Linked DNA regions of Homo sapiens: region 2 is linked to region 1. A link is an interaction called in ENCODE POLR2A ChIA-PET data of the cell type or tissue named here. Cell type or tissue: endothelial cell of umbilical vein. All regions are shown on one strand. Links, peaks and the distances in the headings refer to the core of each region. The heading gives the core; the rest is flanking DNA.

Evidence for each region. Peaks named below come from ENCODE experiments on the same cell type or tissue, not always from the same donor. Only the 100,000 strongest peaks of a DNase experiment are listed, where the experiment ranks them.
Region 2: POLR2A ChIA-PET joins it to region 1 with 7 read pairs; 2 of 35 experiments call an interaction of 5 or more read pairs at or near these places.

What each region holds. Positions count from the first base shown.
Region 1 is chr19:45,584,921-45,589,369 of GRCh38, reverse strand. No RefSeq gene overlaps it. Among named protein-coding and RNA genes, the nearest start is that of OPA3, 2.3 kb to the right of the region's middle. In endothelial cell of umbilical vein, for the core only: no CTCF peak of the experiment used is centred there; no DNase peak of the experiment used is centred there; H3K4me3 peaks cover 491 bases; H3K27ac peaks cover 938 bases.
Region 2 is chr19:45,838,533-45,842,981 of GRCh38, reverse strand. It overlaps SYMPK (symplekin scaffold protein), which reads left to right. Exons shown (of 27, transcript NM_004819.3): 9 at 493-732; 10 at 4,367-4,449. Among named protein-coding and RNA genes, the nearest start is that of SYMPK, 22 kb to the left of the region's middle. In endothelial cell of umbilical vein, for the core only: no CTCF peak of the experiment used is centred there; no DNase peak of the experiment used is centred there.

The DNA.
Region 1 (4,449 bases), core at 450-4,449:
GTTGGGAGGCTGAGGCAGGAGAATCGCTTGAACCCGGGAGGCAGAGGTTGCAGTGAGCTGAGATTGTGCCACTGCACTCCAGCCTGGGTGACAAGAGCGAAACTCCATCTCAAATAATAATAATAGAGTGTCTGAATTTTGAAAGATAGCAGGTATGGCAGTGTGGCTGGAGAGGAGGTAGAGAGGACGAGAGGAAAGGGGAAATGAGACAAGAGAGGGGACAGCAGGTCGTGTGGGGCCATGTAAATCCTAGTGAGGACTCTGCCTTTTAATCTGAGATAAATGGGAGCTATGAGGGGGTTCTCAGTAGAGGATGAAGGTGATTTGACTTAAGTATTAACAGTATCCCACGGGCTGTTGAGTGGGGAGTAGAATATGGGAGATTGGCTGGGCACAGTGGCTCAAGCCTGTAATCCCAGCACTTTGGGAGGCTGAGGCAGGAGGACTGCTTGAGGCCAGGAGTTTGGGACCAGCCTAGGCAACATAGGGAGACCCAGTTTCTACAGAAATTTTAAAAATTAGCCGGGCATGGTGGTATGTGTCTGTAGTCCCAGCTACTTGGTAGGCTGAGACCGGAGGATCACTTGAGCCAGGAGGTGGAGGCTGTGATGAGCAGTGATTGCACCACTGCACTCCAGCCTGGGCGACAGAGCGAGACCCTGTCTCAAAATAAAAAAGGAATATGGGAGACAAGGATAGAAGTCAGGAGCCCAGTGAGGAGGTGACTGCAGGAGTCCAAGAGGGAGGTGCTGTCAGTTGGGCCGGGTGGGTGGTGGTTGTGGATTTAACAAGGAGCAGTGATCAGCTTTTGGAGTTTTATTTTTGTTTGTTTATTTATTTATTTTGAGACAGAATCTCGCTCTGTTGCCCAAGCTGGAGTACAGTGTCAGGATCTCGGCTCACTGCAACCTCCGCCTCCTGGGATCAGGCAACTCTTGTGCCTCAGCTTCCTGAGTAGCTGGGATTACAGGCATGCACCACCACGCCTGGCTAATTTTTGTATTTTTAGTAGAGACGGGGTTTCTCCATGTTGGCCAGGCTGATCTTGAAATCCTGGCCTCAAGTGATCCTCCCACCTCAGCCTCTCAAAGTGCTGGGATTACAGGCTTGAGCCACCGTGCCCAGCCTTGGATTTATTTTAATGGAAGAAGCACAGGGGCCAGAGGGATTATGAAACACGAGTACCTCACTCATTCCAGGAAAAGGGTGACTAGGGGCTGTGAGCAGAAAAAACTTCCAGGAAGGATCCCAGGCCCTAGTCTAGGGCGGTCACCAGAGAGGCCAGGCAACCAGTCCAAGGTCCCATGGCTGGTGAGTCAGCGCTGGAGCCATCTTGGGTTCCCTCTCCCCTCCCCATCTCTGCTTGTGTTCCCATGCCCCAGGATGGCCAAGGCTGCCCTCCCTCCCCTGGTCTCAGGGGTCACCAGGAATGGCCACTGTTCCATGACCAGGCTGGAGAGCAGGAAGAAGCACCCAGCTCTGAAAAGGCCTCACCCTTCAGAGAAGGTCTCCTCTCCTCTTCCTCCTTACGGGTGTGTAAACAGACTCCTGAGGTGTGAAGATTCACTCACAACCCTCCTACCACCCCGCTCCCCCGGGCCCTCCTCTCCCTTCACAAAGGTTCCCAGAAGACTTTCCCGGGAACCCTTCTCAGAGAAAGGAAGAAGGAGGAGAGGAATAGGGGGAAAAATGCACTCAATGATTTTTCTGGGGTGGAGGGAGCACAGAGATGGCGGAAATCAGGGCTTTGGTGTTGGTGGGCTGGAGGGCTAGAGAAGAGAGGGAGGCCTGGGATCTGGGAGGCCTAGTAGTCTTCCCACCCCATCCCACTGCTGTAAAGCTATGGGAATGGAGGTGATGGGGCCAGAATTTTTCTTTTCTCTCTTTTTTTTTTTTTTGAGACTGAGTTTCGCTCTTGGTTGCCCAGGCTGGAGTGCAATGGCGCGATCTCGGCTCACCGCAACTTCCGCCTCCTGGGTTCAAGCAATTCTCCTGCCTCAGCCTCCCGAGTAGCTGGAATTACAGGCATGTGCCACCACGCTCTGCTAATTTTGTATTTTTAGTAGAGACGGGGTTTCTCCATGTTGGCCAGACTGGTCTCAAACTCCTGACCTCAGGTGATCCACCCGCCTCGGCCTCCCAAAGTGCTGGGATTACAGGCGTGAGCCACCGTGCCTGGCCAATTTTTTTTTTTTTTGAGATGGAGTCTCACTCTGTTGCCTAGGCTGGAGTGCAGTGGCGCCATCTCGGCTCACTGCAAGCTCCGCCTCCTGGGTTCACGCCATTCTCCTGCCTCAGCCTCCCGAGTAGCTGGGACTACAGGCGCCCGCCACCACGCCCGGTTAATTTTTTGTATTTTTTTAGTAGAGACGGGGTTTCACCGTGTTAGCCAGGATGGTCTCGATCTCCTGACCTCATGATCTGCCCACCTCAGCCTACCAAAGTGCTGGGCGTCAGCCACCACGCCCGGCCAATTTTTTTTGTTTTGTTTTGAAACAGAGCCTCGCTCTGTCACCCAGGCTGGAGTGCATTGGCACGATCTCGGCTCACTACAACCTCCGCCTCCCGAGATCAAGTGATTCTCCTGTCTCAGCCTCTGGAGTAGCTGGGATTACAGGTGTGCGCCACCACGCCCAGCGAATTTTTTGTATTTTTAGTAGAGATGGGGTTTCATCGTGTTGGCCAGGCTTGTCTCGAACTCCTGACCTCACATGATCCGCCTACCTGTGCCTCCCAAAGTGCTGGGATTACAGGCGTGAGCCACTGCGCCCGGCCTGGGGACAGAAATTTTATGTTTTTTGAGACAGGGTCTTGTTGTGTTGCCTAGGCTGGAGTGCAGTGGAGCTCATGGCTCACCACAGCTTCAACCTCCCAGGCTCAAACGATCTGTAAAATGGGAAGGGGGCTGGTCCCAAATGGATGATGGACCTTAGGTAGTCCCAAGTTTCTGCATACCTTCCGTGTGGAAGGGACCCTGGAAAAGGTTGTTTTTATGGAATCCTGGCATTCTTAGTAATTCAGAATATCAGGGTTCACACACACACCAGCACCATCAGTAAAGATGAGGAAACGCAGGTCCCTCAGTGCCAGGAGCTTGACAAAGGACACTCAGAGAGTCAGACTGGATACCAAAGAAGTCCAGAGCCCCCTGATTCTGTGTCCTGAATGTATGTTTCCTCCTACACACCACTCCTCTGTTCCTGTTTTCCTTTTTTTTTTTTTTTTTTTTTTGAGACGGAGTCTCGCTCTGTCGCCAAGACTGGAGTGCAGCGGCGTGATCTCGGCTCACTGCAACCTCTACCTCCCAGGTTCAAGCGATTCTCCTGCCTCAGCCTCCAGAGTACCTGGGATTACAGGTGCCCGCCACCATGCCCGGCTAAATTTTTTTTTTTTTTTAGTGGAGATGGGATTTCACGATGTTAGCCAGGTTGGTCTCAAACTCCTGACCTCAGGTGATCCACCCTCCTCAGCCTCCCAAAGTGCTGGGATTACAGGCGTGAGCCATGGCGGCCAGTCCTCTGTTCCTGTTTTCTTCTGTCCCTCTGCCTCCGAGAATCTCTCAATTACCCATCAGCACTCCATCATCCAGGAATTTCTCTCAACCCCTTCCTGACATTGTTTATATGATTTTACTCCCTGCTGGGTAAGAAAGGACAGTCTGGGACATGTCCTTAAATTTATTTCTGAACTAGCTCCCTGGGGAACCTACCTCCTAATGAAGGAAGTTGGGTTGCTTGAGAACGGGTATGGTTTTATTGGCCAAGATGCCAGGCTATCAACCTCTGCAGGAACCTTGTGCCACCCCCTGCCCTGCTCTGGGCCTCAGTTTCCTTGTCAGTTACTTGGGAAAGGGTTGGATTCGCTGCTTCTGGGGGTGAAATGCACCCTCAGGCTGGATTTAGCATTAATAATGCAATCATGACCTGTATAGTAAGAAGGGCTATTTACTGAGCGCTTAACTATATGAATGGCACCATTCTAACCACTTCCCATGGTCCACTGTTTTACACTCAAGATTAGCATAGAAGCCTCACAACAACCCAAAGAGGCAACTGCTATTAGGATTCCCATTTGGTAGACGGTAATACTGAAGTCCAGAGAGGTTATGCCACTCATCTAATATTACACAGCGAGGAAATGGCAGAGCTGGGATCCCAGCCAAAGTCTGTATGACCGCGCGGCTTCCTCTTAATCCCAATGAGAGCCCTAGCTTGCAGAGGAAGGTGTATTTGGGGCTCATAGGACTAATTAGGACTAATTAAGAGCCTCCTTTGGGTGGGGACGCCAACTCGGAACGTGACATCACGAAGGAGTACAGTGACGTTGGCCAAGGCGGGCGTGGGAATCCACACGCCTTCCAGCATCCGTTTAACGGCACCGCCCCCTGACCCGCCTCACTTCCGTGTATATTTGCATATTCAGCGAACGGACGTCGCTACGCCAGCGTCG
Region 2 (4,449 bases), core at 228-4,227, 250 kb before region 1:
GTGTTGTTGGCTGAGGAAGGGGCAGTGGATGCTAGGCAGGCAGAATTACAGGCATCCTTTTTCACTGTGGAACAGGGGAGGCTCACTTATCAGGGTGACCATTAGAAAGTCATCCTGGCGTCAGGGAGACTAGCAGTGAGCTGTTGCAGCAGTTCAGTTGGGGGTTTCTGGAGGCAAAAGTGGTGATTATAACCCTCCCCAAGCGAAGCATATGTGAATTTCCAGACCAGAGATGGAGGAGGACGAAATTGTATGTATTTACTAAAAGAGAGGGTGAGTTTTTCTCTTTAAGATTGACTGATACTGATGGAGACCCCCAGGGTTTGAAGCATCAGCTTGTAAGGCGGAAAGCCACACGTTAGATCTGAGGGTGAAGGAACTTTTCTAGTAGATGCCTGCAAGACCACTGCCCAAGTTTGGGGTTGAGAATTAAGACTGGCAGCATGCCATGAGATCTTCCACAAGACACAGCTCCTGCCACTTTCCTCACAGCCAACCTGCCCCCGACGCTGGCCAAATCGCAGGTGAGCAGTGTGCGTAAGAATCTGAAGCTGCACCTGTTGAGTGTGCTGAAGCACCCGGCTTCCTTGGAGTTCCAGGCCCAGATCACCACCCTGCTGGTGGACCTGGGCACACCTCAGGCCGAGATCGCCCGCAACATGCCGAGCAGCAAGGACACCCGCAAGCGGCCCCGCGATGACTCGGACTCCACACTCAAGAAGATGAAGCTGGGTGAGAGGGGCTGGTGGGGTGGGGCAGGCAGACCATGCTGAAATGTTTCATTATTTACCTTAAACTATGCTGAATTTGTATTTACTAAGATTATATTATAGATTATGTTATGTGGGCCAGGCACAGTGGCTCACACCTGTATTCCCAGCACTTTGGGAAGCTGAGGCGGGCAGATCACTTGAGGCCGGGGTTCAAGACCAACCTAGGCAACATGGCAAAACCCTGTCTCTAATTTTAAAAAATTATAAAATAATTATAAAAATAAATTACAGTATTTAATATGATATATAAATTACAATAGAATTATCAAAATATACGTTTAATAAATTATGCATTATTTAAATTTTACAGAAAGGAATAAAATGAAAATAGTATCCCTCTTATCCCTCTCCCAAGAAGTAACCACTCCCCAGGTGTGAACACTTCTTTATGTTTTCCTCCAGAAGTGCTTTATGTAGAGTGTGGAGCTCTTCTTTCATTCCTTTGTTTTAGTTATCAGATAATTTTCTTTCTGAAGTAATTTTCTAGTGGTTGTATTATTTATCAATAGTGTCAACTATGGCTTTTCTTAACTTTAAGATTTTTTTCTTAAATCACACTTTTTTTCTAGAGCATTTACGAAAGATTTATTTTTTCATTTTAAAAAATAAGGAATTAGGCTGGGCGCAGTGGCTCACGCCTGTAATCCCAGCACTTTGGGAGGCCAAGGCATGTGAATCACCTGAGGTTAGGAGTTTGACACCAGCCTGGCCAACATGGAAAAACCCCGTCTCTACTAATAATACAAAAATTAGCTGGGTGTAGTGGTGCATGCCTGTAATCCCAGATACTCTGGAGGCTGAGGCAGGAGAATCACTTGAACCCAGGAGGCAGAAGTTGCAGTAAGCCGAGATCATGCCATTGCACTCCAGTCTGGGTGACAAGAGTGAAACTCTGTCTCAAAAAAAAAAAAGGTGGGGGGGGAATTGCCAGGCACAGTGGCTCATGCCTGTAATCCCAGCATTTTGGAAGGCCAAGTTGAGGGGATCACCTGAGGTCAGGAGTTCGAAATTAGCCTGGCTAACATGGTGAAACCCTGTCTCTACTAAAAATACAAAAATTAGCCAGGCGTGGTGGTGCACACCTGTAGTTGCTGCTACTTGGGAGGCTGAGGCAGAAGAATTGCTTGAACTGGGGGCAGTGGTTGCAGTGAGCCAAGATTGCACCATTGCACTCCATCCTGGGTGACAGAGCAAGACTCCGTCTCAAAAAAAAAAAAGGAATTTATCTAAGGAGTGAGGTAGGGATCTTACTATGTTTTTTCATAATTAAGTATACTAAGCAGAGTATTCTGTACCTTGTTTTCATTTAGTTTCATTTACTTTCATCTTGGAGTTCTTTATAGAAATCTACCTCATCCTTTTTTTTTTGAGACAGTCTTGCTCTGTTGCCCAGATTGGAGTGCAGTGGTGTAATCTGGGCTCACTGCAGCCTCTGTCTCCCGGGTTCAAGCAATTCTCATACCTCTGCTTCCTGAGTAACTGGAATTACAGGCGAATGCCACCACACCGGGCTAATTTTTGTATTTGTTTGTTTTTTTTTTTTTAAAGATGGAGTTTCACTCTTGTTGCCCAGGCTGGAGTGCAGTGGTGGGATCTTGGCTCACTACAAGCTCTGCCTCCCAGATTCAGGCAATTCTCCTGCCTCAGCCTCCCAAGTAGCTGGGATTACAGGCATGTGCCACCATGCCCAGCTAATTTTGTCTTTTTAGTAGAGACGGGGCTTCACCATGTTGGTCAGGCTGGTCTTGAACTCCTGACCTCAAGTGATCTGCCTGCCTTCGCCTCCTAAAGTGTTGAGATTACAGGCGTGAGCCACTGCACCTGGCCAGGGTTTGTATATTTAAAGTTATATTTTACCCACCAAATTTGTCTTTTTTTTTTTTTTTTTTTTTTTTTGAGACAGTCTCGCTCTGTCACCCAGGCTGGAGTACAGTGGCCTGATCTTGGCTCACTGCAACCTCCGCCTCCCAGGTTTAAGAGATTCTCCCTCCTCAGCCTCCCGAGTAGCTGGGGCTACTGGTGCGCGCCATCATATCTGACCAATTTTTTTGCATTTTTAGTAGAGCCAGGGTTTCACCATGTTGGCCAGGCTGGTCTCAAACTCCTGACCTCAGGTAATCCACCCGCCTCAGGTGATCCCCTGGTTGCCTCAGTACATGGGATCAGGAGGCACATGGTGTCCCATTGTTGGAGATATTAACTTTTGAACGCTTGGTTAACACAGTTTCAACCAGCTTTCTCTAGTGTCAAGTGCCATTTTTATCTTTGTCAGTAATAAGCTGGGGGAGATATTTGAAACTATGTAAAATACATGTTTCTCTTTAAACGTTCACCCAGTGGTTTTTTTGTGTTTTTTTGTTTTGTTTTGTTTTGTTTTGAGACAGAGTCTCGCTCTGTTGCCCAGGCTGGAGTGCAGTGGTGCAATCTTGGCTCACTGCAAGCTCCGCCTCCTGGGTTCACACCATTCTCCTGCCTCAGCCTCCCGAGTAGCTGGGACTACAGGTGCCCGCCATCTGCCCGGCTAATTTTTTGTATTTTTTTTAGTAGAGACGGGGTTTCACCGTGTTAGCCAGTATGGTCTCGATCTCCTGACCTCATGATCCCAAAGTGCTGGGATTACAGGTGTGAGCCACTGCGCCCAGCCTCACCCAGTGGTTTTAACATCCAGTGATGATTGTTGCCTGAGTCTATTATTCTATACTGGCTCCAAAGAGATTTTCCTTCTACATTTATCAGTTGACATTCTGCTGTAAGGAAGAACTTTCTCTTCTTCTTCCCACTTACTATCAGGAATTTGTTTTGAGCATTTCACTTACTTACTAGCATGACAAGATGTTCTAGACTCCTCTTGTACTGTCCTTGCCCCAGCCCTGGAATCAGTCTTTCTTTTTAAGGAACCCTGGTTTCCTTTAAGTGGGGAATAGTTTCAGAAATCAAGGTCTGAGCCCAGGTGTGCCCTTAGGTACCGAGTGTACATTCTTGATAGCCATTACCAAAGTGCCTTCTAAAAAACTGCACCAGGCTGGGCGTGGTGGCTCATGCCTGTAATCCTAGCACTTTGGGAGGCTGAGACAGGTGGATCACCTGAGGTCAGAAATTTGAGACCAGCCTGGCCAACATGGTGAAACCCCATCTCTACTAAAAATACAAAAAAATTAGCTGGGCCTGGTGGCGCATGCCTATAATCCCAGTTACTTGGGAGGCTGAGGCAGGAGAATCACTTGAACCTGGGAGGCGGAGGTTACAATGAGCCGAAATCATGCCATTGTACTGCAGCCTCGGTGACGAGCAAGACTGTCTCAAAAAATAGTAATAATAATAATCTCTTCTTAGAGCTTATGATAAGCTGCAGGGGTGTGGCTTACTCCCATTTCCCAGATCAGGAGATCTGAGGTTCAGAACGAGTCAGGTAGTTGCCCAGGGTCATAAAGTGGTTTGGCACCAGAGGCAGAGCTGCAGCCTGGATCTTCATCCGCTGTTTGCTCCTGTTTGCTGAGGCTGACTAGAGGCAGGGACCACCCGGGCACCCCGGAAGGATGGAGGGCCTGCAGCTCTCTCTATAGCCAGCATCTTGTTCTTTTCCCTCATCCCAGAGCCCAACCTGGGGGAGGACGATGAGGACAAAGACTTGGAGCCAGGCCCGTCGGGGACCTCGAAGGCCTCAGCGCAGATCTCC